Linked DNA regions of Homo sapiens: region 1 is linked to region 2. Evidence: read pairs that join two places in POLR2A ChIA-PET (ENCODE). Cell type or tissue: OCI-LY7. All regions are shown on one strand. Links, peaks and the distances in the headings refer to the core of each region. The heading gives the core; the rest is flanking DNA. Region 1 overlaps EHMT1 (euchromatic histone lysine methyltransferase 1). Region 2 overlaps EHMT1 (euchromatic histone lysine methyltransferase 1).

Region 1 (15,220 bases), core at 7,049-11,048, 59 kb before region 2:
TGATATACATTTACGTAACTGAAATGTTCTTCATGATTAAAATAAAAAGCTTCAAGTTTTTACAACACTACCACTTTATTTGTATGTCTCTTCCTCTAAATGTAATCATAAAATAAGCATGCAATAATCACAACTTAACATAATCTGTAGGAAAAACAAAGGCAGCATATACATATTTGCTTGTTCATTCATTTTTAGAAACAGGGTCTTGTTCTGTCACCCAGGCTGGAGTGCAGTGGTGCAACCACAGCTCACTGCAACCTCCAACTCCTGGGCTCAAGAGATCCTCCCACTTAGGCCTTCCATAGGTGGGACTACAGGCATGTACCACTGTGCCAGGCCAACATCTTTTTCTCTTTTTTTTTTTTTTTGAGACAGAGTCTTGCTCTGTCACCCAGGCTGGAATGCAGTGGCGCAATCTCGACTCACTATAACCTCCGCCTCCTGGGCTCAAGCGATTCTCTTGCCTCAGCCTCCCAAGTAGCTGGGATTATAGGCGCATGGCAATTAGAGCCTGGCTAATTTTTGTATTTTTAGTAGAGACGGGGTTTCATCACATTAGCCAGACTGGTCTCAAACTCCTGACCTCGAGTGATCTGCCCACTTCGGCCTCCCAAAGTGCTGGGATTACAGGTGTGAGCCACCATGCCTGGCCCAACATTTTTAACTGAATTAATTTCCTTCTTGTGGCTGACAGGACAACATTATTTTTCATCTACAAATAGACACCTCTCCATTGTCATTTAATACGAAATGACCATGCATCCAATATAATGTGTCATAACAGTTAACCTTAACTTTACTACATTAGATGTTAGATGCTTTTTTAAAAGACAATTTCTATTATACCTACAGTATAAATTATTAAACTTTTGTGAAGAGCTCAGCATCACCTTTCCAGAGAAGACGGCAGCGCGCCTTCAGGGTTCAAATGCCTGCTCCTGTGGAGCCTCCTCAGCCGCACCTGCACCAGCAGCCCACCTAAGAGATGAGGCACCATCCCCCACAGGCGAAGAATAGGGCACACCCTGCACCCTGCAGGTGAGGTTCCCAGTGCGTGGCCTCCTGCCCCATCAATTTCTACCAAACTACTGACTTTTTTTTTTTTAAATAAACAATGTATAGTGGGGGAAAGATCATAGAAACTGAGACACTGCCCTTTATAAGATTCCTAAAATTCAAAGACAAATAAGGACTAGACATATTTTGGATAATCTCTGTTAAAATTATTCAAAGACAAGCCCATAAAAATATTTAAATAATTTTATAAATTTAAATTTTAAAGAGATAGGAAAAAGAACCAATGGAACTGTGTTGACTGCGACACTGGCCACTGGTATGTCATGAAGAAAAGACTCAATGGTTTCATGGCTGCTGGTAAACCTAGGCCCTGCCTGACCCTGAAACAGACTGAGGGTGCACCTAAGGTTCCAGGCTGGCAGGAAGGACCCCTGCCCATCTGCATCTGGGCCCTGGGGATAGCCAGCCACCTCCCTGCCCACTCTACCTTTGAACAACCTGGCAACCTGCTCACTAGCTTTAAAAATCCTTTCAGCGATACCTGGTGTTAGGCAGCTTCAATGGTCTTCCAGAGACTTTCTCACCCACTAAAGAGATGACACCTGATCCTTCATGTTTATCAAAGACAGAGCAAACAATGGCATTTTACAATCCGCCCAGTCAATACCACCATGAGGTGAAGATTAATAAGGTAGTTTACCATGTCTACAATAATACATCTACATCACAGTTACCTCAGAAGTGATCATTTCTTTTCCTAGTCAAAGTGTGGAGTTTCCACGGCAATCCCTGCTTTTCTACAACATGCTGGATAAGACAAAATGCGTCCACGTTTTGTCAACAAACCAGTAATAATGATCCTCCTCAGCGCTTGTGACAGTGGCCTCCGTTTCCACACTGTGTCTCTGCATGCTACCAGGAGGCTGGAGTGAAAGCCAGGGAGTGAGGCCTCCGCGAGCCACGCCGCCCTCACACGCTGCCCTCACGACAGTGGGGATTGAGGCCTCCGCGAGCCACACCGCCCTCACACGCTGCCCTCACAACAGTGGGGAGTGAGGCCTCCGCGAGCCACGCCGCCCTCACACGCTGCCCTCACAACAGTGCCATCCTCCCTTTGGACCAGAATATGCAATCACATTTTACTCAAAAAGTCAAACTACAAAAAAGGAGCTGTATGGATAGAATCATCTGAACGGAAAACTTAACGGGGAGAAAATATAATCATCTTATCTCAGGGTTCTTTTGCTCATTTTTCCAGAAAGCTTTGTTCTTTTCTTAGACTAAACAAATTACTGAAGACTTCTTGTAATTTGGCTTTATTTTACAAGGATGCAAGAATAAAAACTACTTTGGAAATGAATATTCTATCAACATATTCACTCTAACTTACCAAATATAATGTAAATGATCCAAAGGAAAAATTTCTAATCTCAACAGTAAGATTTTAACCACAAAAAGTGTCCTTCTACATGAGGCTAAAAGAAAAATCTTTAAAGTTACCAGAAATTTAAAACCGCTTCAAAAAAATCTTCAAACAGTATGCTAGGTAAACTGTATGACCCTGTGTGCAGTGAGCACAAGGCCAGGCCGGCCGATCCCAGTGGGCAGAGCAGGATCTCCCTCAGGGCAAATGAGCTCCAGGAGTGCCTGCCCTGGAACCAGAGACCCCCACAGAAACATGGAGGTCAAGTGCTAAAACAATCAGGCACATGGATCTCAAACTCTGCACTGGTTGTTTGTTTGTTTTGAAACAGACAAACTCTGTCATCCAGGCTGGCGTGCAGTGGCACCATCTCGGCTCACTACAACCTCTGCCTCCCAGGTTCACATGATTCTCCTGCCTCAGCCTCCCAAGTAGCTGGGATTACAAGTGCATGCCAACATGCCCAGCTAATTTTTGCACTTTTAGTAGAGACAGGGTTTTACCACATTGGCCGGGCTGGTCTCTAACTCCTGACCTCAAGCGATCCGCCCGCCTCAGCCTCCCAGAGTGCTGGGATCACAGGTGTGAGTCCCCACACCCAGTCTCTGCACTGTTTTCACAGGGCCAGCTCTGTGGTCTGCTCTGGGGTCCTGTGCCTCTGGGTCAGAAGTACCAGAAGGCACAACTACAAGTGAGAAGCACACAAGCTCAGGAGGAAAGGAAGGAAGACGCAGGCATGCTCCCCTGGAACTGATCTGGTATTCTTCCCAGCATGGCCTCTACACACTTCCACCTTGCCATTTGTGTTTTGGGAGGGGTGTGTCAACTTTCACATATTACCTACCCGAGCTTTGAAGATACCCCCATGACGGCAAGACATGAAGAAAATGGAAGGAAAAACCCTTGTGCGGTCTCTTTAAACTTATCTTCGTGATTCTACAGTTGAACTTGATGTTTGCCTTTCACAACCTGGGGGAGACTATTAGAAGGAAGGTCCTTCTCCCCCTCAAGAAAATACATTGGTCCACTGGACTATCCTACACGCTATCAACATTTAAAAACGTCATTTCACAACAACCAACACAAAAGACTGCCTTCTCTACCTAACAGTGGAGATTTTTCTTTATTCTAGTCAAAATAAGAAAAATGTCACATTCCAATCTGCCATTTGCTCCCTTCTGCTTTAGGAAAGCCCAGGATCTGGAAGAGAGACTTGTCTTCTCCTTGGGAACTGTAACAGCAGCAAGAAGGAACTTTAAATGCCAAACGGCTTCTCCAAGATGGGAAGCAACTTCGGTCCAGGAAACTCGTGAGATGAAGAGCACTCTCTACCCGCCCCCTAATTTTAAACCATTTTCCACATACCAATTTCACCAGCTAATTATCGAAAGGGGTGGAGAGAAAAAGAATGAATCCTTTCAATATCTGAGAGATTTTCTTTTCCCTCTTTTGTCTTTTTGTTTTTTCCCTTGGCAGAAAAAGGAGAGTTGGTTCCTAAATTTGGAAAAAAACAATTAATATCCAAAGTAGCCCCAGAAATTACATTTAAGGGATTTTAAAATATCAGGACAGATTCCCTTTCCATCTGCTGCTTAACCCTTGATTGAGCCTCTCTGCAAAGAAAGACAATCAAAGGTGGCCCCGTCCCTACTACTGCCTTTGTCCAGTTCTTTCGGCTATGGCATTTGTCCAAAGATGGCAAAACCAGTGCAAATATCTGCCAGTCCCTCATGTGCCTCCAGCAGTACTCTGAGACTCCACCATCGAGAGGTGGGTCGGTATCCCCCTCCTTTGCCTGGGTGGACCTGAAGTATGTGGCTGAAGTGGCAGCCCATGACACAGACGGCGGCCTCAACCCAGCTCTGCCTTGCTAGCTTGCTCTGTGCTGCCTAGCCACTGTGTGTGAGGGGCCCACGCCACCCGGGAGGCCACACATGGGTGCCCTAGCCAAGAACCCACTAACTAGCACTGGCCACCAGATGTGGAAGGACGCAGCCCACACTAACACCACCCCCATGTTCGAGTCTTCCAGCTGAGACTCATTGACCAAAATAAAGTCATCTCCTCTGTGCCGTCTGAATTCCTGTCCCCTCAAAGGGATAACAAATGATGATTGTTGTTTCAGCCACCGAGTTTCAGGGCAGTGCAGTCCCTGGCGGGAGACAAGGAAAGCAATGCTCTTTGTCCTGACCTTCTTCCCCTCGCCAGCAGGGGTCAGAGCAAACCCCAGCTCCAGGGCTCCGTCCATGCTCCCAGCACAGGCCCGACACACAGATCTCACAGCAATCCAAGCTCTGGGGCTCACCTGCCACCAAGGCCTAGGCTCAACGGCTGTAGTCTGTACCCTCAGGGAACTGGACCAACAGAGAAGATCAGCAAACCAGGAACGTGAGCAGTCTAAGTGCTCCTTACAGAAGAAACACGTGCCGAGGGGAGGCACACAGGGCCGGGCGGCCGGTAATCCAGGTGCCCAGGGTGTGAGCACCTGCCTGCAAAAACCCCAAAAACTCCAAATTCCCATCAGCCAAAACCTGTCTGTTTAGAGTCTTTCAGGTCCAAAACCAAAAAGTAGCCATGACCAGAACGGGTGCCTTGACATAACTGGTGAGTGTGAGGTCAGAGGGTATGTGCTCTAAGGGCAGTCAAGCTGGAAACGGCTACTTGCCGTTCTTACCGCCACTAATATGCTGATGCTCTAGTTTATCTACCATCTCCTTCAAGACCGAGAGTACAATTCTGACAATCTGGTTTACCTGCAACATCAAATTCCTGGGCCTGCCGAGCTGATGGCCTGCCTTCCAGGAGATTCGCCGGGTCAAGGGCACCCCGAGGCCTCGCGCCTGATCACCTGCTCGCCAGCCTCCTGCTAACAGCTCCTGCCTGTGTGCTAGGCGCGTCTCCACCATGGTTGGGCTGCTGACTGGCACATGGCTCAGAGCACAGCCCTGTGGAGACTTACAGCCTCTACCCGCCCAAGTGAAACTGGAAAACATCTACTCCTTCCCTGAGTTTAATATGGAGCAAATTAAGATGAAAATTCATGGAACCTATCAGAAACCACAAGGTTGCTGACCAACAAGACTGCCGACCAACGAGACTGCCTCACAGGCAGGAAGAAGGGCACGGAGCCGGCCTCAGCTGTGCGCCTCCTCCAGTCCCAGCGTCCTGCGCCACCGCATGGTGGGTATCGGCCAGTGTCCTGTGCCACTGTGTGGGGGGTATCGGCCAGAGTCCAGCACCATCGCCTGGTGGGTATCGGCCAGCGTCCTGCGCCACTGTGTGGGGGGTATCGGTTAGCGTCCTGCGCCACTGTGTGGGGGTATCGGCCAGCGTCCTGCGCCACTGTGTGGGGGTATCGGCCAGCGTCCTGTGCCACTGTGTGGGGGGTATCGGCCAGCGTCCAGCACCATTGCCTGGTGGGTATCGGCCAGCGTCCTGCGCCCCTGTGTGGGGGTATCGGCCAGCGTCCTGCGCCACTGTGTGGGGGTATCGGCCAGCGTCCTGAGCCACTGTGTGGGGGGTATCGGCCAGCGTCCTGAGCCACTGTGTGGGGGGTATCGGCCAGCGTCCAGCACCATCGCCTGGTGGGTATTGGCCAGCGTCCTGCGCCACTGTGTGGGGGGTATCGGCCAGCGTCCTGCGCCACTGTGTGGGGGGTATCGGCCAGCGTCCTGAGCCACTGTGTGGGGGGTATCGGCCAGCGTCCTGAGCCACTGTGTGGGGGGTATCGGCCAGCGTCCTGAGCCACTGTGTGGGGGGTATCGGCCAGCGTCCTGAGCCACTGTGTGGGGGGTATCGGCCAGCGTCCTGCGCCACTGTGTGGGGGGTATCGGCCAGCGTCCTGCGCCACTGTGTGGGGGGTATCGGCCAGCGTCCTGAGCCACTGTGTGGGGGGTATCGGCCAGCGTCCTGAGCCACTGTGTGGGGGGTATCGGCCAGCGTCCTGCGCCACTGTGTGGGGGGTATCGGCCAGCGTCCTGAGCCACTGTGTGGGGGGTATCGGCCAGCGTCCTGTGCCACTGTGTGGGGGGTATCGGCCAGCGTCCTGCACCACTGCGTGGTGGGTAAGTGACAGGCAAAGCTTGATAGACTGGCTAGATTCGAATCCCAGCTCTGTCATTAATGAGATGCGTAACCTTGGTTTCTTAACCTCTCTGTGCCCGTTTCCTCTGCAGTAAAATGGGAACAACTAACTACAAAACCAGTTCAGCAGGCTATGCGGGGGCTGCAGGACTCAGGACTGTGGGTGATGCCTAAGTTCTGAATTGATTATCAGCTCTAATATTATTCAATATATTTAATAAATATAAAATTAAAGTGTTTAGTATCTGCCACATGGAAGACATCAGTCACTGCTTGTTAGATACCCGCTAACTTGAACTGTTCAAAAACAAGTCCAGTCCCCTTAGCCCGGCCTCACTGTGCGTCTCCAACTCCACGCTGTGGCTCCGGCCCTCAGCCCATCTCCCCTACGAGTTTAACAATTAACCTGCTCTTTCCATCCACCCACTACACTTTTCCTTTCTAAAAAGTCTTATTATTGCCATGCTGAAAACCTCTGCTGTGCCCATTCGCCAAAGGGTCCAAAGCCCCCAGGTGAGGCAGGCAGAGGTGCCGTCCAGCCGATTCCAAGGACAACCCTTGTGGCCACATCCACCCCGGACTCTCAGGCTTCTGATTGTCCCTTTTTTCCAAAAGACACCCTACCACTGCCCGCACGTGTTCACCCCTCCTCAGCCGGCTCTGAAGTCAGCTCCTGCCCAGGTCTCTTCCTTGGTGCTCCCACACCCAGCAGCAACAGACACTGCGCACTGGAGCATGATGGCTTCACCAGGGCTGGAGCAGGCGCCTGAGCATTGTTCACTGCCGTCCGACACACACACACCATGCAACGTGCTTCTGACCAGCGCGCAGATCATCTAGCTCCTCCCACACATGGAAGATATCAACGTCTAAAAGAGAGTTTTCTCACTTTTTATGGTTTTAAAAACTCCTTTCTAAGTAAAAAGAAAAAGTTGATGGAAAAACACCATCTGAGGCCGGGCTCGGTGGCTCACGTCTGTAATACCAGCACTTTGGGAGGCTGAGGTGGGTGGATCACCTGAGGTCAGGAGTTCGAGATCGGGCCTGGCCAACACAGCGAAACCCCGTTTCCACTAAAAATACAAACACTAGCCCGGCGCGGTGGTGCACGCCTGCAATCCCAGCTACTTGGGAGGCTGAGGCAGGAGAATTGCTTGAACCCAGGAGGCGGAGGTTGCAGTGAGCTAAGATCACACCACTGCACTCCAGCCTGGACAACAGAGTGAGGCTCTGTCTCAAAAAAAAAAAAAAAGAAAGAAAGAAAGAAAGAAAAGAAAAAAAAGAAAAACACCATCTAGTGACGACATGCCATGTGAAAGATCCACAGGTGCACGTAAACGTTCTTCATCAGCGCTGAAGGAGCCCCTTCCCCAGTGGTGTTCTGGAACCTTGCCTGATACTGGCTGGTGTTGTGTATGATTCTCATCCTATACCATTTCCAAATTCTTACACACATCACCCTTCTCATTAGTTCTGCCTGTTTTGCACTTCAATACAATCAGGAATATCCTGTGAATTTTTAGTAAACTGCACTTCATTTATATTTCAGGGAAAGAGAACACTCTCAAAAGGTCCTCTATTAAAAGAGGAAGGAAATGAGAGAACCAGGGCCAGGAAACACAGGGCCCAGTCCCTGCCCAGGGGAGACAGGGCGCTTCGCATGTGGGCGGGAGCCAAGAGCCAGGCAAGTGTACCAAGCACAAGAGGCCACTTCACACCCAGGAGAGACTGTCATCAAAGAGATGGACCCTTACAAGTGCTGGCAAGGACGTGGAGAAGCTGGAACCCTTGCGTGCTGCTAGTGAGAATGCAAAATGGTGCGGTTGCTATGGGAAACAGTATGGCGGTTCCTCAACACATCAAAAATAGAATTACCATATGACCTAGCAATTGAAAGCAGGGTCTCAAAGAGATATTTACACACCATGTTCACAACAGCATTGCTTGCAATAGCCAAGGGGTGGAAGCAACCCAAGTGTCCATCAACGGACATCCACTAATGGACAAACAAAATGTAGTCCATTCATACAACAGAACATTACGGCTGGGCGCGGTGGCTCAAGCCTGTAATCTCAGCACTTTGGGAGGCTGAGGCGGGCAGATCACTTGAGCTCAGGAATTCGAGACCAGACTAGGCAACACAGAGAAACTCTGTCTCTACAAAAAAAAAATTTTAAGAAAAAAAAATATATTTTATATATATATATATAATTACATATATACTATTCAGCCTTAAAAAGGAAGGAAATTCAGACACATCCTATAACACAGATGAACCTTAAGGACATTATGCTATGAGAAATGAGCCAAGCACAAAAGATAAATACTGTATGGTCCACTTGTGTAAGGTCCCTAGATAGTCCAAGTCTTAGAGACAGGAAATAGAAAGGTGGGTGCCAAGAGCTGAGGGGAGGGAGGAATGGAGACTTGGCATTTAATGGAGACAGAGTTTCAGCTTGAAATGATGAAAAAGTTCTGGAGCTGGATGGTGGTAACAGCAGCACAATGTGAATATACTTAACAATACTGAGCTTTATACTTAAAAATGGTTAAGATGGTGAATTTTATGTTATGTATATGTTGTCATAATTTTAAAACATGTTTAAATGAGTCCTCTCTGTATGACCCAGCACCTTAACTTCATGGTGCTTATCTAGAAACACTCTTGGACATGTACATGTGGAAGAATATATGATGCTGTTTAAAGCAGCAGTGCAATTTGTAACAGCAACATACACAAGTGATGATCACAATGACCACCAACACGGGAATGTTTAAAGGAGAGGGCTGGGTGTGGTGGCACACGCCTGTAATCCCAGCTACTTGGGAGGCTAAGGCAGGAGAATCACTTGAACCCGGGAGGCAGAGGTTGCAGTGAGCCGAGATCGCGCCACTGCACTCCAGCCTGGGCGACACAGCAAGACTCTGTCTCAAAAAAAATAAAATAAAATAAACAAGAAACAAGATATATTCTTCGACATCTAGTCTGTAATTTTTTTTTTTTTTTTTTTTTGAGACAGGGTCTCACTGCCACCCAGGCGGGAGTGCAGTGAGGCAATCACAGCTCACTGCAGTCTTGAACTCCTGGGCTCAAGCAATCTTCCCACTTCGGCCTCTCAAAGCGCTGGGATGACAGCATGAGCCGCTAAGCTCAGCCTCCTGCTGTCTGATTATTATGCAACAGCTCATAAAGTTGATCTCTATGTACTGACATGGGAAGAGCTCTATGAAATACTGTGAAATAGAAAAGCAAATACACAAGAGTAAGTCACCCTGCATTCCTCACTTCCAAATTCTACATGACGTCCATCGGCAAATCTAGTCTCCGCCTTCAAAATACATGAGAAATCCCATCACTTCTCACACCAGCAACACTGCCTGCCATCTCATCTCTCACAGTTTTCCCCACGTCACCTTGGGTCTTAACATAGTAAATCCCATTAAAATGTAAGTCAGATCATGCACCAGTCCTCTGTTTAAAACATTCTAGTGGCTTCCCATCTTGCTCGGAATAAGAGGCAAGTTCTTTCTGAGAGCCTATGCGTGCACTGCTTCTGTTCACCACGACTGACCAGAGTTCCTCGGCCTCATCTCCACGCGTCTACTCCACGCCAGGCACAGCAGCCAACATGGTGGGCACCTGCCCAGGAGCTGGCCCCCACAACTGCAGTCATTCCCACCTGGAGCCCCTTCCTCCCAGATGTCTATGCAGCTTATCTCTCTCACCCTCCTTAGCTCTTTATTCACACATCAAATGACAATCGCAGGTACCCAAAAAAATGTGTACATCTGTTATGTGTCCTTTTCTTTTTCTTTTGAGACGGAGTCTTGCTCTGTCACCCAGACTGGAGTGCAGTGGCGCAATCTCAGCTCACTGCAACCTCTGTCTCCCAGGTTCAAGCCAATCTCCTGCCTCAGCCTCCTGAGTAGCTGGGATTACAGGTGTGCACCACTGCACCCGGCTAATTTTTGTATTTTTAGTAGAGACAGGGTTTCACCATGTTGGCCAGGCTGGTCTTGAACTCCTGACCTCATGATCCACCCACCTCCGCCTCCCAAAGTGCTGGGATTAACAGCATGAGCCACCGCACCCGGCCGTGTCAATTTTTTAAAAGTGAAAAAAATGTCAACCAACACATAGAATGCAATTTCATAATGTTAAAAAGTACATACTCACAAAAACAATAGCACACAGCTCAATTATCTATGAACACGCACAAAAATACTCCTGAAGGACACATACCAAACTCACATACAATGTATTTCTGAGGAGGAGGTGGGATCCATTGACCAAAGAAAACTGTAGCTTTATTTGCAATGTTTGATTTTTTTCCACAATAAGATTATACATAGAGACTTCTTTTGTAATTGAAAATAAAATCCTTTCCAGTGTAAAAAGGGGAATGGAGAACAAGTAGTCACAATCAGTCACTCCTGGGGGATGGAGAACAAGCAGTCACAGTCACTCCTGGGGGATGCAGAACAAGCGGTCACTGTCAGTCACTCCTGGGGGATGGAGAACAAGCAGTCACTGTCAGTCACTCCTGCAGCAGCTCACCACTCCCATCAGGACAGTCACTTCCTCTTGTACAAAGACATCCACAATAGCAGATCAGAGCTCAGAAGAGGTCACCACGGCCATCCGCGGATGTGACCAGTTCAGTCAGGGCAGACTCGGTGGATGACACAAACCTTCACACACCTGCTGTCCATGCAGTGATATGACACCAACCGAGGAGAACGCAGAAGCAAACTCATCACTCATGACAAATACAAACGTGTGCATGAGAATACACAAAACGCACTGCTAAGTGATGGTAATCAAGTGGATAGCGGTTGGACAATCTATTAAAATTTTATTTTCTAAGTATTTCCATAATATTATAAAACTATCCCTTTTTAAAATCTCATTTAGACAGTACAAATGCTCTACATTGATATTTCTCTTCACAATAAAGCAGATATGCTTATTCTTCCCAAGTGATCATTTCAAGAGCCTCCAGCAAGCACAGGCATCAGTGTGGCCCTCCATGTGCTCTGAGGAGGAGGGGTGCAGCGCTGGCAGCCGGCCACGGCCCAGTGTGGGATAAAGAGTCCAGCAGCGTGGCAAGGTATGAGATGAACACATGAAAATGAACCGAGTTTATATAAACTACCAATGAAGAATATAAAAATGAAATTTCAAGAACAGTTCCACGCTGGGCACAATGGCTCACTCTTATAATCCCAGCACTTTGGAAGGCCGAGGCAGGCAGATCACTAGAGGTTAGGAGTTCGAGACCAGCCTGGCCAACATGGTGAACCCCTGTCTCTACTAAAAATACAAAAATTAGCCAGGCGTGGTGGCGCATGCTTGTAATCCCAGTTACTTGGGAGGCTGAGGCAGAAGAATCACTTGAACCCAGGAGGCAGAGGTTGGAGTGAGCCGAGATTGTGCCACTGCACTCCAGCCTGGGCAACAGAGTAAGACTCCATCTAAAAAAAATTCCAAACCAAAAAGAATACTAAAGAAATAAATTTATCAAAACAAGTTCAAGCTTGTACAATGAAACTACAAAACATAGTTGAAAGAAATCAAAGAAGTTTCAATTAAATAGAAAGACGCCCCATGTTGAAGGATCAGAGACCACACCGTGAAGACGGTGACACGATGACGTGCTCTGACTTTATCCTTTCAGGCTATTATAACAAACTGCCTTCATGTGGGTGGCACAGACCCAACAGAAATTTATTTGTTTAAGTTCTGGAGGCTCGGAAATCCAAGATCAAGGTGCTGGCAAATTCAGCGTGTGGCCAGGCTCTCATTTCCGGGCTCATGGCCTGCCATCTTCTTGCCGTGTCCTCGCGTGACGGGTAGGAGTCTCTCCCAAGCCTCTTTTCTAAGGCACTAATCCCATTCATGAAAACTCTGCCTCATGACAAAAGCACCTCCCAAAAGCCTCCCCTGCTAACACTAACACCTTGGTTTTGGGGGGAACACAAACACTCAGGCAACAGCACTACCTAAACTCTACCTGAACTCTACCTAAACTCCTCCACCTAAACTCTCTACCTGAACTCTACCTCAACTCTCTACCTCAACTCTACCTCAACTCCTCCACCTAAACTCTACCTAAACTGACCCAATGCAGCCCCAAGTACAATCTCAACTGGCTTTGCTGCTGTTATTGTTGCAGAAAATGATAAGCTGATCCTAAAATTCATAAGGAAATTCAGAGGGTCAAGAGAGCCAAAACAATTGGAAAAAGAAGGATACAGCTGGAGGACTCACATTTTCCCATTTAATACACAGCTACAATAATCAGGACAGTGTGTTACTGGCAAAAAGTCAGATACACACATCAATGGGATTGAATTATGAACCTAGAAATAAGCCCATACCTTTACAGTATATCGATATTTGACAAGAACAGACCATGAATTTGATAAGGAAGACCTATCAACTATGTTGCTGGGGCAACTGGATTACCACATGCAAAAGAATGAAGTTGGGGCCAGCGCGGTGGCTCATGCCTGTAATTCCAGCACTTTGGGAGGCCGAGGCGGGTGGATCATGAGGCCAGGAGATCAAGACCATCCTGGCTACATGGTGAAACCCCGTCTCTACTAAAAATACAAAAAATTAGCTGGGCGCGGTGGCGGGCGCCCGTAGTCCCAGCTACTCGGGAGGCTGAGGCAGGAGAATGGCATGAACCCGGGAGGCAGAGCTTGTAGCGAGCCGAGATCACGCCACTGCACTCTAGCCTGGGTGACAGAGCGAGACTCCATCTCAAAAAAAAAAAAAAAAAAGAAAGAATGAGGTTGGACCCCTACCTCATGCCATGTATAAAAATTGACTCAGCTGGGCACAGTGGCTCACACCTCTAATCCCAGCACTCTTGGAGGCCAAGTAGCTTGAGGCCAGGAGTTCCAGATCAGCATGGGCAACATGGCAAACCCTGGTCTCTACAAAAAATACAAAAACTAGCCGGGGATGGGGGTGCACACCTGTGGTCCCAGCTACTCAGGAGGCTGAGGTGAAAGGAATGCCTGAGCCCCAGAGGTCAGGGCTAGAGTGAGCTGTGATTGCACCACTGCACTCCAGCCTAGGTGACTGAGCGAGACCCTGCCTCAAAAAATAAAAAAATTAAAAAAATTTTTAAAACTGCCTCAAAATAGATAAAAAAAACAAATATGAGATAAAACTATAAAACTCTTACAAGAAAACACAGGGGTAAGTCTTCACAACCTTGAGTTAGGCAACAATTTCTTAAATTATCACACCAAAAGCACAAGCAACCAAAGAAAAAACAGATAAATTGGACGTCATCAAAACTAAAAACATCTGTGCTGCAAAGGACACCATCAAGAAATAAAAAGACAACTTAAGGAACGAGAGAAAATACTTCCAAATCATGTATCTGGTAAGGGCCCAGTATCTGGAAAATATAAAGAACTCTTCCAAGCCTGGCACAGTGGCTCACACCTGTAATCCAGCTACTCAGGAGACTGAACTGGGAGTGCCACCTGAGTCCAGGGGCTGGAGACCAGCCTGGGCAACACAGTGAGATCCCGTGACTGACTGACTGACTAAATAAATGAATAATCTTACAACGCAATAAAAAGACAAATTCCAAAATGGGCAAAAGATCTGAATAAACATTTCTCCAAAGATATGCAAACAGCCAATAAATACATGAAAAGATGGCCAACATCATTCATTATGCATTGCAGAAATGTAAGTCAAAACCACAATGACATACCACGTTGCTCCCACTAGGATAGCTACAATCAACAAAATGGACAGCAAAAAGTGTTGGTGAGGAGTAGAGAAATCTGAACCCTCATGTATTGCTAATGGAAACACAAAATGATGGAGCTACCATGAAAAACTGCTTATCAGTTTGACCTCGGGAAGTTAAACACAGAAGTACCACATGATCCAGCAATTCCACTCCTAGGTATATACCCCAAAGAACTGAAAACAGATACTCGCATATACATGTTCGAAGCAGCATTATTCACAAGAGCCAGAAGATAGGAAAAAACTCATGTGCCCATTAACAGATGAATGAATAAACAAAACACAGTATATATCCAGGAATGGGTTCTGATACCTGCTACAACCTGGGTGAATCTTGAAAACCTTATGCTACATGACATAAGCCAGACACAAAAGGACAAATATTGTATAATTCCACTTACATGAAATATCGGGTTTAAGCAAATTCAGAGACAAAAAGTCTATCAGGGGTTACCAGGAGCTGGGAGGAGGAAGATAAGAGAAGTTACTGTTTAATGGATACAGAGTTTCTGCTTGGGGTGATGAAAATGTTTTGGAAACAGACTGATGACGGTTACAATGGTTGTTATGCAACACTGTGAAGGTACTTAATGCCACTTAATAGCACACTTAGAAATGGCTAAAGTAGTAAAATTTATGTTAAGTATACTTTATCACAATAAAAAAACCAGCAAGGGGAAAAAAGATTTAGAGGTATACAAACAAACCTTACAGATGCAATCATAAATTTCTTTAATTTGTGGCTATGAGACCAATGCAATTATTAGAAAAGACTCCTTTAAAAGGAAAAATACAATGTATATGCAGTAATTCAAATCAGAAAATAATAACTTGTGGAGTAAAAAAACAGGACATAGCAAAATACCACATATATATTTTAAACATACATATAAACTTCCTGACGTTGACTA
Region 2 (17,186 bases), core at 6,578-10,577:
GCCAGGCCCCTATAATGCAGAGAATTCTAGCATTTTTTCCTTCTCTGCATATTGGGCTCAGAGAAAACATGTATCTACTTGCTCTTGATTAAAAAAAGAAAATTTCAGACCAGGCACAGGGGTGCACACCTGTAATCCTAGCACTTTGGGAGACCAAGATGGGAGGATCACTTGAGGCCAGGAGTTCAAAACCAGCCTGAGCAACATAGGAAGACCCCATCTTTACAAAAAATTTAAAAATTAGCTGGACATAGTGGCAGATGCCAGTGGTCCCAGCTGATCAGGAAGCCAAGGTGGGAGGACTGCTTGAGCCCAGGGTCAAGGCTGCAGTGAGCTATGATCACGCCACTGCACTCCAGCCAGGGTAACAGCAAGACCAGGTCTCTAAAACACACAAAAATAAAACAAAACAAAAATTAAAATTAAAAGCTTTAAAAAATAAGGTTACAGGCCAGGCACGGTGGCTCACACCCGTAATCCCAGCACTTTGGGAGGCCGAGGCAGGCGGATCACCTGAGTTCAGGAGTTCAAGAACAGCCTGGCCAACACAGCGAAACCCCATCTCTACTAAAAATATAAAACTTAGCCGGGCACAGTGGCACATGCCTGTAATCCTAGCTACTCGGGAGGCAGAGGCAGGACAATCACTCGAACCCGGGAGGCAGAGGTTACGGTGAGCCAAGATCGCGCCATTGCACTCCAGCCTGGGCAACAAGAGCGAGACTCCGTCTCTAAATAAATAAGGTTACAGAAGGCCAGCAAAGGGTGGGTCTCAAATGTCTGGTGGGTTGAGTGGGCATTCTGATATCACAGCTCCTCCTCTGGCTGATTAATGGGGAGGTACAACAGACATCCTTGCAGTCTAAGGTGACACTTTAAAAATAAAATCTCTTCTATCAGGTAAGAAAAATACATATATATGATTCAACTGCTGAATCTACAAGATCCGATCTCAGATGGAAAGGACTGTAAGAGACATCCCTTCGATTGAAGATACAAAGAGATTAAAAGGCCAGAAAAAGATATAGTATGCAAAAATAAACCATAAAAAAACTGAAGTGGCTATACTGACATCAGACAAAATAGACTTTAAAACAAAAACATTTATAGAGACAAAGAGGGACATTTCATAATGAGAGAAGTGTCAAAACACCCAGGCAGATGTAACAACTATAAACACACGCAAGATAACATAGTCTCAAAACACGAGGCAAAAACCAACAGAACTGAAAGTGAAAATGTAAAATTCGACAGTACTGTAGATCTCATACTCTACTCTCAATAACTAATAGAACTAGAAAGAAAATGAGAAAGAATAAGGAAGACTTAATACTATCAACCAATTCAATCTGACATATAGGGAACATTCCACCTAATAAATTCATAATGCACATTATTTTCAAGCACTGATGAAACATTCCCCAGGACAGAATATAATACGGGATTTTTTTTTTAATCTAACAAATTAAACACACTGAAACTATACAAAGTATAATTCTGACCATACAGGAATTACATTAGAAATCAACAAAACAAAGAAATCCAGGAAATACCTAAATATTTAGAAATTAAATGACACACTTCTAAAGTCACAAGGGAAAATAGAAAATATTCTGAACTGAATAAAAATGAAAATACAACATATCAACATTTATAGGAAGCAGCCTGTTTTTTCCTAGGACACATGTAACAATAGAAATGTATGGTCTCGAAGTTCTGAAGGCTGGAAGTCCACAATGAAGGTGTCAGTAGGCCTTGTGGTCTGTAATGGCTTTGGAGTGCCATCCCCTGCCTCGGCCAGGCTCTGGGGTCTGCTGGCCGTCCCTGACACTCCTTGGCTTATGGAAGCATCACCCCAGTCATGCGCCACTTCTCCCTGTGTGTCCGCATGCTGTCTTCCTTCTGTGCATGTCTGTGTTCACAAGGCATCCTTTTTTTTTTATGAGGACACGTAAGTCATACTGGATTAGAGGCCTACCCTACTCAACTATGATTTCATCTTAACTAATCTGCAATGACCCTATTTCCAAATAAGGTCAAATTCTGAAGTATGGGGTTTAGGACTTCAACATATTTTTTAGGGGAATGCAATTTATTCTATAACATAGCTAAAAGCATTAAGAAACTAGTAAAAAACTAGGCCGGGTGCAGTGGCTCATGCCTGCAATCCCAACACTTTGGGAGGCCAAGGCGGGTGGATCATTTGAAGTCAGGAGTTTGAGACCACCTCGGCCAACATGGTGAGACATCATCTCTACTAAAAATACAAAAATTAGCCGGGCGTGGTGGCGGGTGCCTGTAATCTCAGCTACTTGGGAGGCTGAGGTGGGTGGATCACCTGAGGTCAGGAGCGCGAGACCAGCACAGCCAACATGGTGAAACTCCGTCTCCTAAAAATGCAAAAAATTAGCTGGGCATGGTGGCGCACGCCTATATTCCCAACTATTCAGGAGGCAGAGGCAGGAGAATTGCTTGAACCCAGGAGGCGGAGCTTGCAGTGAGCCGAGATCGCACCACTGCACTCCAGCCTGGGCAAAAGGGCGAGACTCCATCTTAAAAAAAAAAAAAAGTTGCTTCTCTGAAAAATTCAACATAATTCACAAAACTTTAGCTAGAATGACCAAGAAAAAGAGAAAAATGACCCCACTTACCAAAATTTATTAGCGTCAAAGGGGAACACAAGCCCTGACAGAAATAAAAATGGTCACAGGGAACATACGAGCAACTGCATACCGGAAACTAGATAACCTGGATGCCATGAACAAATTCTCAGAAAGACCCACAACAACAAAGATAACTCAGGAATAAACAGAAAACCTACACACCTAGAACAAATAAGGAAATTAATAATTTTTAAAGCTTCCAACAAAGAAAAGCCAAGATCCAGATGGCTTCGCAGGTGAATTATACCAAACATTTAAAGGCGTGATAACCAGTGCTTCACAAACTCTTCCCAAAAACGGAAGAGGGAAATACACTTCCCAACTCATTCTACGAAGCCAGTATTACCTTTGCACCAAATACACAAAGATAACACACAGAAAACGACAGGCACTTGCCTGTAGTCCCAGCTACTCAGGAGGCTGAAGTAGGAGGATCACTTGAGCTCAGGAGTTCAAGACTGAAGTGAGCCATGATGGCACCACTGCACTCCAGCAGGGCCACAGAGCAAGACCACCTATCTAAAATAAAATTAAAAAATTTTTTTAGGCCAGGTGCAGTGGCTCACACCTGTAATCCCAGCATTTTGGGAGGCCAAGGCAGGCGGATCACCTGAGGTCAGGAGTTCAAGACGAGCCTGGCCAACATGGCAAAATCCCATCTCTACTAAAAATACAAAATTAGCCTGGCATGGTGGAGCATGCCTGTAATCCCAGCTACTCGGGAGGCTGAGGCAGGAGATTCACTTGAACCCAGGAGGCGGAGGCTGTGGTGAGCCAAGATTGCACCACTGCACTCCAGCCTGGGCAACAACAGTAAAACTCTGGGCTTGGTGCGGTGGCTCACGCCTGTAATCCCAGCACTTTGGGAGGTGGAGACGGGCAGATCACGAGGTCAGGAGATCGAGACCATCCTGACTAACACAGTGAAATCCCATCTCTACTAAAAATACAAAAAAATAGCCAGGCGTGGTAGCAGGTGCCTGTAGTCCCAGCCACTCAGGAGGCTGAGGCGGGAGAATGGCGTGAACCCAGGAGGCAGAGCTTGCAGTGAGCTGACATCGCGCCACTGCACTCCAGCCTGGGCGACAGAGCGAAACTCTGTCTCAAAAAAAAAAAAAAAAAAAGAGTGAAACTGTCTCAAAAAAAAATAATAAATTTTTTTTAAAAAGAGGTACCTACAGACCAACATAATACCACTTATGAACAAAGATGCAACAATCCCCAACAAAATACTAGCAAATCAAACTCAACAAGATTTAAAAAGGATTAGATAACATACCCAAATGGATTTAGGGCAGAAACGCAGGGCTGGTTGAGCATATGAAAATCTATGTAAGACACCATATCAATAAAGGAAAAAAACTACATAATCATGTCAACAGATAGAGACAAACATTTGACAAAATCCAAAACCCCTTTATAATGAAAACACTCAACAAGCTAGAAATAAAAGGGAATTCCTCAATCTAGTAAAGGGCATCTATGGAAAAACTCATAGCTAATATCATACCTAATGGTGAAAAACTAAAAGCTTTCCTCTAAAAACAGGAATGAAGATGGGAATGTCAGCTTTCACCACTTCTATTCAACATTTTACTAGCCAGGGCAATTAGGGAAGGACAAAAAAGTGTCCAGATTTAAAAGGAAGAACTACAACTCTATTCCCAAATGACATAATCCTATATATAGAAAATCCCAAGGAATCCACACCAAAAAAAATTCAGCAAAGTTGCAGGATACAAGATCCAATATATAAAAATCAATTTTATGTCTATACAATTGCAATCTAAAAATGAAATGTGGCTGGGCATGGTGGCTCACGCCTATAATCCCAGCACTCTGGGAGCTGGAGGTGGGTGGATCCTGAGGTCAGGAGTTCAAGATCAGCCTGGCCAAAATGGTGAAACCCCATCTCTACTAAAAATACAAAAATTAGCAAGGCGTGGTGGCATGCACCTGTAATCCCAACTACTCAGGAGGCTGAGGCAGGAGAACTGCTTGAACCCAGGAGGCGGAGGTTGCAGTGAACCGAGATCGTACCACTGCACTCTAGCCTGGGCGACAGAGCAAGACTCCCCATCTCAAAAAAAAAAAATTTTTTTTAATTCTATTTATAAAAGCATCAAAAAGAATAAAATACTTGTAAGAAATAACTACAAAACTTATACATTAAAATATTGTTTTTTGTTTTGTTTTGTTTTTTGAGACAGTCTCGCTCTGTCGCCCAGGCTGGAGAGCAGTGGCACCATCTCAGCTCACTGCAAGCTCCGCCTCCCAGGTTCATGCCATTCTCCTGCCTCAGCCTCCCGAGTAGCTGGAACTACAGGCGCCCGCCACCACGTCCCACTAATTTTTTGTATTTTTAGTAGAGACGGGGTTTCACCATGTTAGCCAGGATGGTCTCGATCTCCTGACCTCGTGATCCACCCACCTCGGCCTCCCAAAGTGCTGGGATTACAGGCGTGAGCCACCGCGCCCAGCTCTGAAAATGTTAAAGAAAACTGAAGGCCGAGCGCAGTGGTTCATGCCTGTAATCCCAACACTTTGGGAGGCCAAGGAGGGCGAATCACGAGGTCAGAAGTTCAAGACCAGCCTGTCCAACATGGTGAAACTCCGTCTCTACCAAAAATACATTAAAAAAAAAAAATTAGCTGGGCGTGGCGATGGGTGCCTGTAATCCTAGCTAGTCGAGAGGCTTAGGCAGGAGAATGGCTTGAATTCAGGAGGCGGAGGTTGCAGTGACCCGAGATCACGCCACTGCACTCCAGCCCAGGTGACAGTGCAAGACTCTGTCTCAAAATAAATAAATAAAATAAAATAAAATAGAAGACCTAAATAAATGGACAAGCATCCGGTGTTCCCCAATTGGAAGACTTGCTATTAAGATGGCGATATCCTAAACTGATCTACATATTCAACACAATCCCTTTCAAGATCCTGAAAGGCTTTTTTGCAGATATTGACAACAAGATCCTAAAACTCATACGAAAATCCAAGTGACAGCCGGGCGCAGTGGCTCACACCTGTAATCCCAGCACTTTGGGAGGCCGAGGCCGGCGGATCACGAGGTCAGGAGATCGAGACCATCCTGGCTAATATGGTGAAACCCCATCTCTACTAAAAATACAAAAAAAAAAAAAAAAAAAAAAAAATTAGCTGGGCATGGTGGGGGCGCCTGTAGTCCCAGCTACTCGGGAAGCTGAGGCAGGAGAATGGCGTGAACCTGGAAGGCAGAGGTTGCAGTGAGCTGAGATCGCACCACGGCACTCCAGCCTGGGCGATAGAGAGAGACTCTGTCAAAAAAAAAAAAAAAGAAAGAAGAAAGAAAGAAAAGAAAGAAAAAGCAAGCAAGCAAGCAAGCAAGGGACCCAATCTTGAAAAAAAAGAAAAGAAAAGAAAAGAAAAGAAATGAAAGAAAATGCAAGGGACCCAATCATGAAAAAGACAAAGTTGAAGGACTCACATTTCCTCATTACAAAACTTATTACACTGCTGCAACAATGCTCGCATTAGGACAGACATATACATCAACGGAATAGAACTGAGAACCCAGAAATTAACCATCACATTTATGTTCAACTGATTTTCAAAAACGATGGCCAGGCAATTCAATGGGGAAAGCATGGTCTTTTCAACAAACGCTGCTGAGCCAACTGTACATGAAAAGAATGAAGCCTGGATCCTACCTAACATCATATACAAAAATTAAGTCAAAACGGATCAAAGACTTAAATGTAAGAGCTAAAACTATGCAAATTTTCCAAGGAAACATAAACTCCCTGGTTTGGATTGGGCAATCAGACACGACAACAAAAGCAAAGAAACCAACTGGAAAACAAGAAGGTGGATTTCATCAAAAATTAAAAACATCTGTGCTTCAAAGGAAGGCATCAAGAAAATAAAAATTAGGCCGGGCACAGTGGCTCATGCCTATAATCCCAGCACTTTGAGAGGCCGAGGCAGGTGGATCACTTGAAGTCAGGAGTTCAAGACCAGCCTGAACAACATGGTGAAACCCTGACTCTACTAAAAATACAAAAATAAGCCGGCGTGCTGGTGCGCACCTGTAATCCCAGCTTCTCAGGAGGCTGAGGCAGGGGAATCGCTTGAACCCGGGAGGCGGAGGTTGCAGTGAGACTAGATTGCACTCCAGCCTAGGCGACAAGAGCGAGACTGTCTCAAAAAAAAAAAAAAAAATTAGAAAGTGAAAAGACAGCCCACAGAATGAGAAAAAATATTTGCAAAAAAGTAGAGCAGTGTCGGGGGTCGGGGAGGGAGGATTAGGGAAGTCCTGCTAATGGGTATGAGGTTTCTTTTTGGGGTGACGGAATGATCTGGAAGTAGTGGTAATGACGGAATGATCTGGAAGTAGTGGTAATGGTTGGACCACTCCAGACATACCAAAGAACCCCACTGAGGTGCACATTTTAAAATGTGAATTTTATAGTAAATGAATTACATCTCAATAAAAATAAATCATCTGCTCCTGGACTGATACTGGAATATGGCAACAGCTATCGGTGTGAAGACATTTTCAAAGATGAAACAGAAAACTGTGTCACAGTAAGCACTTAACAGATGAACAGCTCCAGTAATTTTTATGATGGGGAACATTAACATTGAACCCCAATTAAGCAAAATGTTATCCCCCCAAAAATTCTGTTCTTCTAATCAGTAGATCTGTATTACAAAAAAAAAAAAAGTAGTCAATTATATTTTGATCTTTGTCAACAAAAATTTGTGGAGTTATCCTTGATTTTGCTTCTTGGTGCATGAGTCTGAAATACTATCCAGCCTGCTCAGAAAGAGTTTGCCACCCCTGGAATAAACCACCCCAGAGCTGACCTGAGCATGCCTTCCCTGTCCGGGTGAATGGCACGGCCACCCACCCTTCCGTTCAAGCAGAGAACCCAGCATTTGGCTCCGGCCTAGTCCCACAAGTCATCCTTGTGCCCTCCTCATCTGCCACATAACCGGTGACCACCCACTCCCTGAGGACTGCGTTTGCTGCCTCCACTGCCATCCGTCTACAATCCGTTCTTCACACAGCAGCAGGAAGACCAGGAAGGAAGCCAGAGCCTAACACGCAAACCTGATGAGGTCACTCCCTGCCTTGAAACCCTCCTACTGCCCTTATTGCAAGGACGAGAATCATTAGCATGGTCTCCACAGCTCCATCAGCCCACCTAGGTTAGCAACCTGCCCCGTGTGATGCTATACCCAGGAATATGATCAAAGGAACAGTCATTAAATGCTTGAAGAAGTGGTCTAGGCCGGGCACAGTGGCTCACGCCTGTAATCCCTAAAAAGTGGTCTAGGCTGGGCACAGTGGCTCACGCCTGTAATCCCAGCACCGTAGGAGGCCAAGGCAGGCAGATGGCTTGAGTCCAAGAGCTCGAGACCAGCCTGGGTAACATTGTGAAACCCTGTCTCTACCAAAAATACAAAAATTACCTAGGTGTGGTGGCACGCATCTGTAATCCCAGCTACTCGGGAGGCTGAGGCGGGAGGACTGCTCGAGCCCAGGAGTTTAAGACCAACCTGGGCAACACAGTGAAACCCCATCTCAAAAACAAAAACAAAAAAAAGAGCACAACTCAGACTACGTCTTCATGCATTCGCCTCTGCATTTTCAAGGGGAACTGGGGCTGAAAGGTTGACTTACTCCCACCTGCACCTTTCAAGTGCCTTCTGTGATTCCTTCCCAACCCTCCCCCAACCCTGGAACGAACACCATTCTACTGCACCATCCTAGCCCAGGGCAGAGCCAGCTCTAACATATACCAGCTACATGGTAAAGTCATCGAACCCCTCGACAGGACAGTAACATCTACTGCATCTAAGTGACGCTGAATGAGGGGGATACATTCGGAGATATGCGTCATCAGGTGATTTCATCACTGTGCAAACGTCAAAGAGTGCACTTCTGCAAACCTATTACACATCTAGGCTGTGTGGTGTAGCCCATGGCTTCCAGGCTATAAACCTGCACAGCGCGTTACTGCAGGTAAGTGCAACACAATGACACATGTGCGTCTGAACACAGAAAAGGCAGTGCACTACCCTACTACAAAGCAATGCCCACGACGTGATTAGGCAGTAAGAATTTCTAGCCTCTATTATAATCTTTTTTTTCTTTTTTTGAGACAGGGTCTCACTCTGCTGCCCAGACTGAAGTGCAGTGGCACCAACACGGTTCACTGCAGCCTTGACCTCCTGGTCAAACAACTCTCCCCACCTCAGCCTCCCGGAGTAGCTGGGTCTACAGGCACACACCACAATGCCCAACTAATTTTTCATTATTTTTTGTAGAGACAGGGTCTCATTATGTTGTCCAGGCTGATCTTGAACTCCTGGGCTCAAGTGATCCTCCTGCCTCAGCCTCTCAAAGTGCTGGGATTACAGGTGTGAGCCACCACGCCTGACCTTCATTCTAATCTTAGGGGACCACCTTCATGTATGTGGTCTGCCACGGACCAAAATGTCCTTAAGTGCCACATGACTGTATATTCATAAACATCATGAAATATGCACAGTAATTAAATACTGGTGACCTGCCAAGAGAAGAACTAGTGGCTAGGGAGGTACTTTTTCAATTTTATTTTATTTTTATTTTTATTTTTTTTCCAAGACAGAGGTTCACTCTTGTTACCCAGGCTGGAGTCCAATGGCACGATCTCAGGTCACTGCAACCTCCACCTCCCGGGTTCAAGCGATTCTCCTGCCTCAGCCTCCCGAGTAGCTGGGATTACAGGCGCCCGCCATCACGCCCGGCTAATTTTTTTATATTTTTATTAGAGACAGGGTTCCACCAATGTTGGCCAGGCTGCTCTTGAACTTCTGACGTCAGGTGATCAATCCACCCGCCTCGGCCTCCCAAAGTGGTGGGATTACAGGCATAAGCCACCACACACGGCCATACTTTTTCAATTTTGAACCATGTAACTGTCCTATATGCTCAAAAAATTAAATCTAAACACCTATATCATGACTAACCCATACCACTCAAGCCAAGCCTGCTCACTGGCCCCCTACTTCCGCTCTCCACACAGCAGCCAGGGTCATCTTTTTAAAGTATCATTCCATGCCTAAAATCTTCAAGGACTGTCTACAGTGGTTATGAAACTTCCCAACTTGTTACCATGGTAACAAGGCCCTGGATAACCTTGCCCTGCCTCTCCAGCTTCATCTCATGCCACTATCCCCTTCTGACCTTGTAATTCCACTGTGCACCAAAGGATACAGACCTCACCCAAATCACAGTCGAGGAAACTGGGACTTTTCTATGTCACACACCATGCAGCTACCAAAAACACTGAAGATACGAATGCACGTCAGACAATACGGGACAGAGGAAGTACAACGGCACATAATCACTGATTACCACCAATTTTAAATAAAAACACATACACTCACGAGGATCAGGAAAAAAACAGATGACAAATATATGGCATCCTGAGGTTTCTAGGTTTGATTTCTAAATTTGCTAAAATGCCTAATTTTTGTTAATGTACACTTTGTCCACCTTCTCATGCCAATTCATGTCTCACATCCTTTAAGACCTAGACTATGTGTTGGACAAGAAGCTGTTAAAGGAAAAAAAAGACCTAGACTAACTCATCTTCCTCAAGGAACTTTTCCCCACACATGTGGCCGCAGCAATTGTGGCCATCCAGCAGCCTCTTCTTGTTTACTTTTAACTGACTCTCATTTCCTACTCAGTAATATTTGCTCTGTTCTATTATTAAATTTTGTAACATCAGGGATCAATCTCAAAACTTTGTATGTCCTCTTACAAATACCTAGAATTGCACTGCATAAACAGAAAGTGCTCAAAACAGCATCTTAAATATACTGTGATCAGAACCAGCCTATTACAACTAGAATACAGAAAGAAATCCACAAGCTTTTCCAGAATGAAACAGCAGCTCACAGTGATGTTCCTGGGAAAGTGGCCTCTTATCCAAGAGACTCCATTTCAAAGGAAATGCTACCTCTGAAGAGTTATAGCAGCCACTTTAGCTTTGTTTTTCAAAATCCAAAATCATCAGATTTTTTTTTAATACATGAAAATATTAAAAGTTAAAGAGAAGCAAAACAGTAAGAAAGGAGAATTCTCAGTCCTGGAAGTAATGCTTTCTATATCATACCTGCCATAGGCCAAATTAACTGGGCTCTAATAACTATTCTCAGCCGGGTGCGGTGGCTCATGCCTATAATCCCAGCACTTTGGGAGGCCGAGGTGGGCGGATCACCTGAGGTCAGGAGTTCGAGACCAGCCTGGCTAACATGGTGAAACCCCGTTTCTACTAAAAATACAAAAAACTGGACCAGGTGCGATGGCTCATGCCTGTAACCTCAGCACTTTGGGAGGCAGAGGCGGGCAGATCACGAGGTCAGGAGAGCGAGACCATCCTGGCTAACACAGTGAAACCCTGTCTCTACTAAAAATACAAAAAATTAGCTAGGCATGGTGGTGGGCGCCTGTAGTCCCAGCTACTTGGGAGACTGAGGCAGAAGAATGGCGAGAACCCAGGAGGCGGAGCTTGCAGTGAGCCGAGATCACGCCACTGCACTCCAGCCTGGGCAACAGAGCGAGACTCCATTTAACAACAACAACAAAAAAACTGGCCAGGTGTGGTGGCTCACGCCGGTAATCCCAACACTTTGGGAGGCCGAGGCAGGCAGATCACCTGAGGTCACGAGTTTGAGACCAGCCTGACGAACATAGAGAAATCCCATCTCTACTAAAAATACAAAATTAGCCAGGCATGGTGGTGGGCGCCTGTAATCCCAGCTACTCGGGAGGCTGAGGCTGGAGAATCGCTTGAACCTGGGAGGCGGAGGTTCCAGTGAGCCAAGATTGCACCACTGCACTCCAGCCTGGGCAACGAGAGCGAAACTCCATCTCAAAAAAAAAAAAAAAATACAAAAGCAAATAACTATTCCCTACCTGGTTTGCTGAGTGAGCAACTTAAAATCAAACTGCCCACTTACCTTAGGATAAAGTAATCCATCAACCATGCTTAATCCAATGAAATGATTGAAAAAAAAAATAAAGTTCCTAAAGAATCCAAAACATGATTCTTATAAGCCAAATTATTTTCAAAGAAAAACTCAATAAAATGTGGTCAAACCTACACAGCTCTTTCAGCACATGACAGGAAGCAGAAGAAGGAAACCAGGGCTCTAGCCCCACCTCTGGCTCTGGCCACGTGTGGGATCTCCAGCAACTAAGGTAGCCACAGACGCTCTTTTCGACATTAGAGCTGAGGCACAAACATCACCCTTGCTGGCCCTTACTATGACTCCAGAACCTTCCGACCACAACCAACAACTGACATAGTAAGATCCGAAGACAGGCAGCCCTTTTCATAGGACAGCTGTGCTTCTAGTTTACGGAAGAATCTGCTTCTCAAGATTTATGGAAAATGCTTCTCAGGCCAGCCACAGCAGTTCACGCCTGTGATCCTAACACTTTCAGAGGCCAAAGCGGGAGAATCGCCTGAGCCCAGTTGGAGATCGGCCTGGGCAACACAGTGAGACTCCATCTCTACAAAATGTTTTATAAATTATATTGTGTAATTAAAAATTAAATGTTTAAGTAATTTTAAAAAAAGAAAAATTGATTCTGATCCTCTCTTCTCTTAGCAAAAATCAATCAAAGACAAGAAAAGCAGGAAAGAGACACATAAACCCCAAGACATGTGAAATCCCTAAATAGAACACAAATAGGAAGACAGAGAGGTAGAGGAGAGCTAACCTATCCCACAGAGTAGAGGAAGGAGAAACTTAAATAAAGGAGTTGCAGCTGAGCAGCTGGCAGACTGACCCCAGAAAACACAGAAGGGTGGGGACAATGGGGGTGATGCCTGCAACTACAAAGGGGAATGCGGGCAAAACTCCACCTGAGAACAGCTGACCTCTCAGGTCTCCTCCTCAAGCAAGTACTGGTCTTCTGTAGCCACAAGACACCAGACGTTTAGCCCCATAAAAAGGTCCACCAAAAATGGCCGGGCATGGTGGCTCACACCTGTAATCCCATTATTTTGGGAGACCCAGGAGGGTGGATCACTTGAGGTCAGAAGTTCAAGACCAGCCTGGCCAACATGGCGAAACTCCCTCTCTACTAAAAATACAAAAAGTAGCCACACGTGGTGGTGCACAACTATAATCCCAGCTACTTGGGGGTGGGGGGGTAATGAGGCAGGAGAATTGCTTGAACCCAGGAGGCAGAGGTTGCAGTGAGCCGAGATCACACCACTGCACTCCAGCCTGGGCGACAAGACCAAGACTCTGTCTCAAAAAAAAAAAAAAATCCAGCTTATACCAGCAAGGCAAGAAATTGAGGGATCCTTCAAGAAAACCAAACCAGCAGACAGAACCTCTGCAAAAGGGCCGGGCGCGGCGGCTCACGCCTGTCATCCCAGCATTTTGGGAGGCTGAGGTGGGCAAATCACGGGCGCAGCGGCTCACGCCTGTCATCCCAGCATTTTGGGAGGCTGAGGTGGGCAAATCACCTGAGATCAGGGGTTTGAGACCAGCCTGACCAACATGGTGAAACCCCGTTTCTACTAAATATACAAAAAAATTATCCCGGAGTGGTGGTGCGCACCTGTAATCCCAGCTACTTGGGAGGCTGAGGTAAGAGAATCGTTTGAACCCGGGAGGTGGAGGTTGCAGTGAGCCAAGATCACGCCATTGCACTCCAGCGTGGGTGACAGAAAGAGATGCCATCTCAAAAAAAAAAAAAAAAAAAAAATGGCCAGGCATGGTGGTTCATGCCTACAATCCTAGCACTTTGGGAGGCAAGGGGGGTGGGTCACCTGAGGTCAGCAGTTTGAGACCAGCCTGGCCAACATGGTGAAACCCTGTCTCTACCAAAAATACAAAAATTAGCCGAGCGTGGTGGCGCACGCCTATAATCCCAGCTACTAGGGGGTGCGAAGGCAGGAGAAGCGCTTGAACCTGGGAGATGGAGGTCACAGTGAGCTGAGATGGGGCCACTGCACTCCAGCCTAGGCAACAAAGCGAGACTCCGTCTCAAAACAAAACAAAAACAAAAACAAAATTAACCAGGTGTGGTAGTGCACGCCTGTAATCCCAGCTACCTGTGGGACTGAGGCAGAATTGCTCGAACCTAGGATGCAGAGATTACAGTGAGCAGAGATCACGCCACTGCACTCCAGCCTGGGCAACAAGAGCAAAACTCTGTCTCAAAAAAAAAAAAAAAAAAATTCTGCAAGAGAGCCAACAAAACAGCAGCAGCCAACCATCACCCTACAGTGAAGGCAACAAATAAACAAGCCCCCAGCACTCAGCTTTCCATGGTGAGTGCTTTATTCGCAACACGGCAAAATGGCCAAAGACAATGAGACACTAAAGGAAAGGTTACATCATAGAAGAAAGACTAAGAGATAAGACAGCAAAGAGGAACGAATGCAGGGAAAACACAAAAAATGAAGGAAACAACTTTTTTTTTTTTTTTTTTGGTTAGAGACAGTCTCTCTCACTCTGTCACCCAGGCTGGAGTGCAGTGGTGTGATCATGGCTCACTGCAGCCTCAACCTCCCGGACTCAAGCAATCCTCCTGCCTCAGCCTCCTGAGTAGCTGGGATTTCAGGCACGCACCAGCTGGTCATGGTGGTGCATGCTGGAAGTCCCAGATTTTAGGGTCTTGCTGTGTTGCACAGGCTGAGACATTTTTTAAATAGTTTTTTAATAACTTTAACTGTAATTTTAAAATTTTAATTGTAATTAAAATAAATAAGCAAAGATACTATATATATAAAACAAGAACAGGAGATACTAAAAAGAATAGAAAACAGTAAAGAATATAAAAATATAACAACTGGGCCAGGCGTGGTGGCTCACGCCTGTAATCTCAGCACTTTGGGAGGCCAAGGCGGGTGGATCACCTGAGGTCAGGAGTTTGAGACCAGCCTGACCAACATGCAGAAACCCCAACTCTACTAAAAAAAAAAAAAAAAATACAAAATTAGCCAGGCTTGGTGGTGCATGCCTGTGATTCCAGCTACTCGAGAGGCTGAGGCAGGAGAATCACTTGAACCCGGGAGGCAGAGGTTGCAGTGAGCCGAGATCGCCCCACTGCACTCCAGCCTGGGCAACAAGAGCAAAACTTCGTCTCAAAAAAAAACAAAAACAAAACAAAACAAAAAATATATATATAAATAACAACTGAAGTTAAAAATTCGATTAAAAAAATTGAGAAGTGGTCAAAAATGCTCCCCCAAAATAGAACAAGACCAAGACATGACAAGAAAATATACTTAAAATCAGAAAACTAAATACAGGAAGTCCAACATTCAACTAAAGGAAACGGAAAAGGAGAACACAGAGAAAACAGTAAAGAATAAACTGTCGGCCACACACGGTGGCTCACACAGGTAATCCCAGCACTTTGGGAGGCCGAGGCGGGCAGATCACTTGAGGTCAGGAATGTGAGACCAAACTGGTCAACATGACAAAACCCCATCTCTACTAAAAATACAAAAATTAGCCAGGCATGGTAGCACGTGCCTGTAGTCCCAGCTACTTGGAAGCTGAGGCAAGAGGCTTGCTTGAGCCCAGGAGTTCAAGACCAGCCTGAGCAACATAGTGAGACTGTCTCTCTCCAACAACAACAACAACAACAAAAAACCTCCTATAATGAAAGGGTGTCAATCTTCAGATTTCACAGCTACTTAGGCACCTGCATAATACATAACAAAAGGCTAGCACTAAACGCATGATAAATATTAGGAAAATCACGGATGCAACGATCCTAAAGGTTCGGCAAGGGAATAGTGCTTGCAAACGGTTAAGAATGAAATTGGGCCTTGCCAGCAAGGTGGCCCACGCCTGGAATCCAAGCACTTTGGGAGGCTGAGGCGGGTGGATCACCTGAGGTCAGGAATTTTAGACCAGCCCAGCCAATATGGCGAAACCCCATCTCTACCGAAAATACAAAAATTAGCGGGGCGGGGTGGCAGGAGCCTGTAATCCCAGCTACTTGGGAGGCTGAGACAAGAGAATCACTTGAACCCAGGAGGTGGAGGTTGCGGTGAACCCAATCGCGTCACTGCACTCCAGCCTGGGTGAAAAGAGCAAAACTCCATCTCAAAAAAAAAAAAAAGAAGAATGAAACTGGGCCAGGCTCGGTGGATCATGCCTTTAATCCCAGAACTTCAGGAGGCCGAGTTCAAGACCAGCCTGGGCAACATGGCAAGGCCCTGTCTCTACAAAAACAGAAAAATCACTGCCGGGAACAGTGGCTCACGCCTGTAATCCCAACACTTTGGGAGGCTGAGGCGGATGGATCATTTGAGGTCAGGAGTTCGAGACCAGCCTGGCCAACATGGTAAAACCCCATCCCAACTAAAAATACAAAAATCAGCTGGAGTCCAGGCATGGTGGCTCAAACCTGTAATCCCAGCACTTTGGGAGGCTGAGGAAGGTGGATCACTTACTTGAGGTCAGGAGTTCGAGACCTGCCTGGCCGATATGGCGAAACCCTGTCTCTACTAAAATTACAAAAATTAGCCAGGCGTGGTGGTGCCCACCTGTAATCACAGCTACTCGGGAGGCTGAGGCAGGAGAATTGCCTGAACCGGGCAGGTTGCAGAAAGACAAGATCACACACCACTGCATGCCAGCCTGGGCAACTGGATGCCAGACTGGGTGAAACCATGTCTCAAAAAAAAAAAAAAAAAAGAGGCCGGGCATAGTGCCTAATGCCTGGCCTGTAATCCTAGCACTTTGAAAGGCTGAGGTGGGCAGATCACAAGGTCAGGAGTTCAAGACCAGCCTAGCCAATATGGTGAAACCCCGTCTCTACTAAAAATACAAAAAAATTATCTGGGCGTGATGGTACACACCTGTTAATGCCACCTACTCAGGAGGCTGAGCCAGGAGAACCACTTGAGCCCAGGAGACGGAGGTTGCAGTAAGCCGAGATGGCGCCACTGTACTCCAGCCTGGGCAACAGGGTAAGACTCCATCTCAAAAAAAAAAAAAAAAAGAAAGAAAGAAAAATCAACCGGGTATGGCGGCACACACCTGCCGTCCCAGGTACTACTCAGGGCACTGAGGCAGGAAGATTACTTCAGCCCGGGAGGTCAAGGCTGCAGAGAACTATCATTGAACCACTCCTCCAGACTGTCTCAAAAAGAAAAAAGACCAAACCAGACTTCTCAAGAGCAACAATGAAAACTGAAAGATATTGGAGCTATGACTTCAAAATGACTTTCCAACCTACCAGCCAAACTTACTAAGCGCACGGGCAGAATAAAGACATTTGCGGCCGGGTGCGGAGGCTCACTCCTGTAGTCCCAGCACTTTAGGAGGCCGAAGTGGGCAGGTCACCTGAGGTTGGGAGTTCAGGAGCAGCCTCGCCAAGAAGTTGAAACCCCGTCTCTACCAAAAATACAAAAATTAGCCAGGCACAGGCGTGGTAGCAAGCACCTGTAATCCCAGCTACTTGGGAGGCTGAGGCAGGAGAATCGCTTGAACCCAGGAGGCGGA

Evidence for each region. Peaks named below come from ENCODE experiments on the same cell type or tissue, not always from the same donor. Only the 100,000 strongest peaks of a DNase experiment are listed, where the experiment ranks them.
Region 1: POLR2A ChIA-PET joins it to region 2 with 5 read pairs; 3 of 35 experiments call an interaction of 5 or more read pairs at or near these places.

Annotation. Positions count from the first base shown.
Region 1 is chr9:137,684,826-137,700,045 of GRCh38, reverse strand. All of the region lies in intron 1 of EHMT1 (euchromatic histone lysine methyltransferase 1), which reads right to left. It overlaps LOC124902319 (a long non-coding RNA gene), which reads right to left. Exons shown (of 2, transcript XR_007061886.1): 1 at 14,711-15,220; 2 at 10,813-11,032. Among named protein-coding and RNA genes, the nearest start is that of EHMT1, 73 kb to the right of the region's middle. RefSeq lists enhancers at 3,829-4,513, 9,639-10,141. In OCI-LY7, for the core only: no CTCF peak of the experiment used is centred there; no DNase peak of the experiment used is centred there; H3K27ac peaks cover 456 bases.
Region 2 is chr9:137,623,498-137,640,683 of GRCh38, reverse strand. The region is part of intron 1 of EHMT1 (euchromatic histone lysine methyltransferase 1); the gene reads right to left. Among named protein-coding and RNA genes, the nearest start is that of EHMT1, 13 kb to the right of the region's middle. RefSeq lists enhancers at 7,573-7,867, 12,062-12,121. In OCI-LY7, for the core only: no CTCF peak of the experiment used is centred there; DNase peaks (open chromatin) are centred at 8,313, 8,563 and 9,883; H3K4me3 peaks cover 3,082 bases; H3K27ac peaks cover 3,916 bases.